Linked DNA regions of Homo sapiens: region 1 is linked to region 2. A link is a contact called in ENCODE Hi-C data. All regions are on one chromosome and are shown on one strand. Each heading gives the region's core, a stretch centred on a gene start or an enhancer-like site at or near the end of the contact. The rest is flanking DNA. Distances are from core to core; before and after follow the strand shown.

Region 1 (3,499 bases), core at 282-2,781, 48 kb before region 2:
CTAATGTTTGTTAGGTTTTTTTTTTTCTCCCTGTAGAGACAGGGTCTTTCTATGTTGCCCAGGCTCGTCTTAAACTCCAGGCCTCAAGTTATCCTCCCACCTCAGCCTCCCGAATTGCTGAGATTATAGATGTGAGCCCCCATGCCTGGCCAGTAATCACTCACATTTTAAAAAGCTCACAGAAATGTGGATATAGAATTTTCAGTTTACTGTATATTCCAAATTATCTACAATATGCATGAGAATCAGAAAAAGAAAAAATATATATATACACACAGAATTTTGGTGAGGAGCAGCCTGGACTTGTGAAACGAAGTCTGGCCTAAGTGTCTTATACTTGAGCTCTCCCACTCATAGCTTGTAACCCTGGGCAGCACCCAACTTCCCTGGACTTCAGAACCTTCAGCCTGAGACTGAAGCACCTCTGCCCAGCTCTATCAGGTAACATGTGTGTCTATTAGAATGGCATACAGGAAGACATCCTTATGAGTGTCAATCAGCTTTGGCTTTACAAGGTCCCAAGTCCCTGAATCCAGGCTATCTAAAAAGAACATAGCCACGTTTTAAAAAAGAAAAGCCTCAATCATTTAATATTTGCCTATGGTTTTCATGGGATTTTTCAAGATTGTATTTATTTTCTACTCTTCTTTCAGATAGCTCATAGAAAATTAAAATCTCCACGTAATTAAAAAAATTGTTGAAGCAGTAGAAATCTCTCAAGTTTTCATTTTACTGGACACCAAAGAAGGTGTTACTATAAAATGGTGAGACATATTGTGAGACCAAAAAACAAAAAACAAAAAACAAAAAAAGAAAGATCATTTGACAGAGTTTCCTTAGCATTTGAAAGGCACTGATGTTTTGTTAAAGATCTTACTTTAAAATATTGACTCATGTTATTCCTAGTAAATGATTATTTTGTCATAGCAACCTCCTTTCCCTGAATTGGGGGTGGGGGGAACGTGTTTTATTTGCTGCTATCTAAAACCACAGCTCTACACCCACTCAGAAGGGAGCATAACATTTACTGCAAATGTCACAACAACTATTATGAAACAACAGGCAGATGAGTCATGTGAGATTGGGGCAAAACAAGTGACATTACAGATGATTTTAGAACACTTAACCTTATTATTAGAATCCTTTTTTAAAAGCATTTGTATCTGCTGGAAAATTTATTTTAAAAAATAGCATAGCAGAGACAGCCACTAATGTTCAACTAGAAATAAACCAGCAGCTTGGCTACCGTTAAAATAGCTATCAAATAAATCTACTGAATCTAAAGTAATAGTGTTGATATCCATGGAAACATATTTGAACCCACAGGCCCACAGTATTAACAATAAAGTAACTAGATAGGTAAAGACATCCTTGACTGGAGTTGGAAATAGAAACCCCTGAGGTTTCAGCTCCCCAACCAAGTTTACAAATGAGTAAAGCAAGTAGCTCCAACAATCTGAGTTCTGGGACTGAGCATATGTAGGAAATAGAAGAAATGGAACAGAAGTGGTCAGAGCAGATGGAGACTCACTCTCACATGAGAGCTGCTGGCTTGAAGACAAACATGCTAATGAGTTTTCCCTACCAGGAGTCAGCGCTGATAATAACAACAAAAAATGAACTTGTTCCGAACTTCACAATTTACCACCTGCCTTCCAAACACTGATTCCTTAAAACAAAGCTGCTAGTGTAGGTATTACGGTACTACCTTCTCCTAGATCAGGAATCTGGGGGTCAGGGGAAGTCTGACAACTTGACCAATGATGACAAGGTAGCCGGTTTTGGAGCCAGGTTCAGGCTGAGTCTTCTGAATGGAACACCCATACATTCTACTACAATGTGCTATTTCCTGAACCTCAATTTATGAGTAAATTCTCCTCCTACTTCTGTCTTCCCTTTATCTAAATTAGGCAGGACATGTGAATTACAAGATAGAAAATTTTGTTTTCATCTAGGGCTCAAGATCTTTAGATATAGCCTGACTTTCCTACTTCTGAAGCAGCACAATAGGATAGAATCCCATTCATTTACATGGGCTCTGAATTAGGTGACATGCTTTTCTACTTACAGGCCATAAAATAAAGACTTCATTCAAATATACACTACTTTAATACGAAAACTTACCAGTGTTGCTTAAGCAAAAACAGTAAAATAAGCCAATTTTGTAAACGGTAAAGTATGCAACCATTTTTTTAGAGTGCAATATATTATGCAAATAATTCATACCCCCAAAATATTTGTTGCTATGAAATCCCGTACTACTATCAATCTTAGGAGACATCTGTAAAAATCATCCTAAATTCTAAATGATGGTTACTCAACTATGGCTAAGAAATTTTTTTTTTCTTTTCTCCAGTTTGGGTGGAAACATTTAGTGCTAAAAAGCTAGGATATTAATTTGCTGACAGTCTTAGTCTAAATTCCGCTGTCTCCTCACCTATCGAGAATGAATTACACCATAGATCTCTGTAAATGCAATACAGCAGAAAACCACATGTTAGCCATCAGGGTTGCATTTTTTGTTCTGGGCCACAGAGAGGCTACTCATCAGTGCATAAAGGTCTGCCCACCTGGCCTTTTGGATCATAGTTCAGGCACACAATTAATTCATTATGAGGTAAGTCACTGCTTGCTTTTGAACTCGTCTTTCCAGATTTGGAGGTGAATGTCCTGTCACTGACCTGAAGAAATACCTCTACCCTTTTAAACTCCATTAAATCACATTTCCCTCTGTTTTGTTTTGTTTTTCTTTTTTTAATGGTGGGGGTGAAAGGAAAGGTTTGCAGTGAGAGAATATGTTCAACAATTAGCTGAAAAGCTAGGGTACCTAAACAGATGATTTGTGCCAAGTTATGGCTTTAGAAATATAAAACAGATTAAAACAGTATAAGCAAAATCTTTTATTTACTTTCTTCACTGATGTATACTTACTGGTTGTTCCAATATGTTGTACTAAATACTATATGCACATACATATGTATTTACAATGAAGGAATATATGTATCTTCTTTAGTAACTATCAAATCATGTTTTCCCCCTTCTTCCCCCCTGAAAGGTAATCATCATGCTAAATTTTGTGTTCATCACTCTCTCGCCTCTTAAAAATATACTATTACTACATATTATCAAAGTATGGTATTACCATTTCTGAACCTAATAAAATCCTCCCATGTTGTAAGTGGTCTTCTGAAACATTGCAATGACAATGCATTTCTCAGAATCATACATGCTGCTGAATGTAGTCTAGTGTGTTGTTTTCATTTTTCAATGGCACAAAATCCATCCAGGGACTGATTAGAACCCAGATCCTTTGCTGTTTTTGCAGTTACTAAGAATTACACTCTTCATACTGAGAGATAACAACAATCTAAAATTTTTTGAAAAAAAAAATTGTAACCAAGTTGTTCTTTTCCTGGAAATTTACTAAATAGTTGCAGAGAATGGACCAATATCCAGATATAACTGCACTAACAAAAAGATGCTATCTACAACTAATAAC
Region 2 (3,881 bases), core at 1,102-3,601:
ATTTATAAAACATTATGGTATCTGTCTGTTACCTGTTTTGGGATGCAGAGAAGGGCGGATACCTATAAAATAGCCTTATAAGTACATTAACTCTTTAAATAGAACTCCCAGGCTGCTTACAATATTAATATAACAGAGTAATCAAGTACTATTCCTATCTTTAATGGTGTGAGGGATTGAAAAATATATAAGTGTAAAAATATATGGTCATTTGGCAAACACTTCTAAGAAAGAAATGAAACTATTATCTATTAGTTTATTATCCATATATGATTTGCCTATCAGTTCTTTGCCCTGAGTTTTAAAATCACCACATCCTCTATATTTTATTGAAATATTTGTGTATTGGACTTACAGAAATACAGTTCTATAAAAACCACAATACCACAGTGTATTATGTTGTCAGGTTGTGTGTCAGGAGCCAAGCTATTATTTTGCTGTCTGGGAAGAAATGAAGTGAGGTGGGCAGGGGTAAACTATTCACTGAAGACTTAGAGTTATTTATTTAGCAACCTCTCAACTTCCCTTCCCTACCCTCCCTTATCTTCCTTTCTTCCTTCCTTTTTTCTTCATTTGAGACAAAATTCTACTAGATTTTTGAAAATAGCTCTGACCTCCATCTTACACCAAGTCAAGTGTAATAAAATCACAATCTGCTAAACCTTTTGAAATTACTATATAGATACCAAATGCACCAGTTGAGAATGGAAAAATGCAAAATACAAATTTCTTTGCCCACCTCACATTTGTCAGTTATTCATTCATCAAAGAACATATATACTTCCTTGCCCTCAAGTTGATAAATGCTACCATTTATTTAGCACTTCTCTCTGTTATGTACCTTACCATGTTATTTTATAGGACCGTGCCAGCAACCCTAGAGGGCATGCACTATTATTTTCCTCTTTTTATGGAGAAGGAAACTGATCCTTAGAGAACTGAAGGAACTTGCCCACAGCCAGACAGCTGAGAAATGGCAGGCTAAGGATGTGTACCCAGGTCGGCTAAATACAGAACCTGTGTTCTTTACCCCAGGAATGAAAACAGCCAAACACTGAACATACGTGTACCAGAGCTTGGGATGGCGGCTCACGGAATGATTTTTTCCATTAGTTGGAGTGTCTTTCGTTGCTGATTTACTCAGTAGGAACTCTTGAAGCTTCTGCTTTACTTCTGTACTTGCCACTGCCCCTGAAATACACACACACACACACACACACACACACACACATACACACACAGAAACAGATGTTGATGGTGAGTTTTGTCCTCTCATGCCTCTAGAATATTTGACAAAGATTAAGAAGTAAAATCGCTGGTCACAGCACATAAAGTTTTCCTATTAAAAGAAGAAACCACAGTCCAAATATGCTTTAGAAAATAGTACAGTAATGCTTTATAAATACTACTTAAATTGCAAATTTTCAAAAGACTTTCAGCTATTTCTTTAATTACTTTTGCAAAGAGGGAATTCCCAAAATCAACTTTTTTAAGTTTAAAAAATACTGCAGAGGAACAAAACACTGTATTTTAATAATCAAGTTATCTTGAGGGATTAGATCCATATTAAATCCCTTAAACACATTAAAATAATCTTTTCTGAGTTGCTAGTTTGAAAACCTTAGTTTTTAAAAAAACCCTTTGAGCATTAAACAAATAAATATTGCTGACAATTCCAGTTCAAGTCATCAAATTTTAAACTTTGCTACGACCTGATTTTGAACTGACCTAATACAGGGGAATTATTTGGATCTGTCTCCCTCTTGTGGATAGTTCTTTTGCATGTGTTATGTCTTAAATCTTCTCAAAGTTTGAGTATGCCAAAACTAAATGGAGGCAAGGCTTTACTTAGAGAGCAATTATTACTTGGCCAGGAGTAAGGAAGGCATAGTCAGGAGATGTGGATACAAGCTGATTATTAAACAAGATGGCATATATTAGACTGCTTTAGAATTACATTATTTTTAAGGTTCAAAACAACAGAAATCAGCACCTTTGCCAGATAATGTTACGTTTGCTTCTTGAGACGCTCTGCAGACTCAATGATGTGAGCTGGTATGTAAATGTCAAAACTTTACAGTTGGGTCTGTAATCTATGCTTTTAATTAAACACAGATAATTTTGACGAGTCTAACCGCACTCTTTATCAGGCTTTGTTCTGAATAATGATCAGCTAACGATGAGGAAAGAGAGTCCATCGTTTACCCTGGTGCCTCTTACTTTCTCGTCCTCTATCTTTGCCTCTGAGAGGAGGAAGCTGCTGTTCTCTGCGATGCCTCTCTACTTCCTGTTCTTGCCTCTGCTGCTCCAGTTTCTGCTCCTTTTCTAGGAGTTCTTGTTGCTGTTTTATGGCTAGAAGTTCCTGTTGCAACTTGCGAGAAGAGAAAGACATGAGAGTGTGCAATTTCTTTAGGCTTCATAGTCATCACTGACCAAAACTGAAATGTTATGAGCTTTTGGAACTTGTTTGTATTTAGTTCATATTTGTACCCACTTTTTCTGTAAATCATTGAAATCTAAGGACAAGCAACTAATGCAGTGAAGGTCTTAACGTCATCAACAGGCAAGTTTTAGGTAGCTCCATTATCTGTGCATCCCTATCAAAACTAACTGTTAAATTCACTCAGGTCTTCCCATTTCCTTTAATTAAATCTTTAGTTCCCTTAATGACTTTTCTTTGAACATACAAACAGGAAAAGGTAGGGACTGCCCAGAAGCCTATTTTACAAAGTCCCTCACATTATAAATGAACAACTGAAATCTTCCATTCTTAGCCTAAAAAATGGTGTAAAAATAATCAACGCAAATACAGAATGGTGAGATATTAAATTAATTTGGGGGAAGTTTACCTGAAGTAAACAAATGCTAAAAATTTCAAAATCTTACAGAGCAAGTTCTCAATAGACTAATGCAATGTATATATTCATAATATGTAGAATATATTATATACATATAGTCTCTCAAAATATCAAAATAGCAGAAGCTTTATTCTTTCATTCAGCACATAAAAGCTTTTAGATTAAAGACACTGGTCAAGAAGAAACCACTTCCACAAAACTTCATTTTAATGCACTATTGTTTAGCTTTCTGAATCCCTTGAATTCACTCTCAAACAATGAATGACATGAATATGATGCATTCTTGCACTCTTTTTTATTTTTATTTTTATTCTTGAGACAGGGTCTCACTCTGTTGCCCAGGCTGGATTGCAGTGGCACCATTATAGCTCACTGCAGCCTCAATCTCCTGGGCTCAAGCGATACTCCCACCTTAGCCTCTTAAGTTGCTAGGATTACAGGCATATACAACCACTCCTGGCTAATTTTTTAAAATTATCATTTTTAGTGGAGACAAAGTCTTGCCATGTTCCCCAGGCTAGTCTCAAACTCCTGGCCTCAAGTGATGCTCCAACCTTGGCCTCTCTAACTGCCGGGATTACGGGTGTGAGCCACCTTGCCCAGCCTGAAGCATTCTTTTTTAATAGCCATCTTGAGATGTCTATTTCCACTCAGACTGAGAAATATATATCTATGAACTATAGTAAATGTGCACACTGAGGAGTAACTAAAGACCTTGAGTTCTCCTTAGGTTCTGACATTAGTAGATATGAAATCCGGACAAGTTACTAAACTACTCGGAGCCATACTTCCTCATATGTAAGAGAGAGAATATCTCTCTTCAGCCGCATATTCATAACGTACATAAAATTTAGTTTTTAAGTTTGAACCCTACTGATTTTAATTATTATTATTATAGGTTGGGCATCCCTAATCTGAAAATCCAAAATCCTAAATGCTCCAGCATCTGAAATAGTTTGAGCACTGACATGATGCCACAAGTGGAGAATTCCATACCTGACCTCATGTGATGAGTTCCAGTCA

The links. Hi-C counts contacts between places; a loop is a spot of excess contacts on that map. Pooled maps may share reads with other maps.
Region 1: a map of aorta shows a loop between it and region 2 (2.4-fold over the local background). The contact joins two enhancer-like sites. A Hi-C loop is called at or near these places in 3 of 168 maps with a recorded cell type or tissue (aorta, breast epithelium and cardiac septum), 1 of 37 single-sample maps with no recorded cell type and 4 of 50 pooled maps.

The regions. Positions count from the first base shown.
Region 1 is chr7:18,636,768-18,640,266 of GRCh38, reverse strand. The region is part of intron 8 of HDAC9 (histone deacetylase 9); the gene reads right to left. Among named protein-coding and RNA genes, the nearest start is that of HDAC9, 140 kb to the right of the region's middle. Within about 2 kb of position 1,531, at least 3 of the 41 ENCODE cell types and tissues checked have a DNase peak (open chromatin) inside an H3K27ac peak, as active enhancers do.
Region 2 is chr7:18,588,826-18,592,706 of GRCh38, reverse strand. HDAC9 (histone deacetylase 9) reads right to left here. Exons shown (of 26, transcript NM_178425.4): 4 at 2,221-2,371; 5 at 1,065-1,191. Among named protein-coding and RNA genes, the nearest start is that of HDAC9, 95 kb to the right of the region's middle. Within about 2 kb of position 2,351, at least 2 of the 41 ENCODE cell types and tissues checked have a DNase peak (open chromatin) inside an H3K27ac peak, as active enhancers do.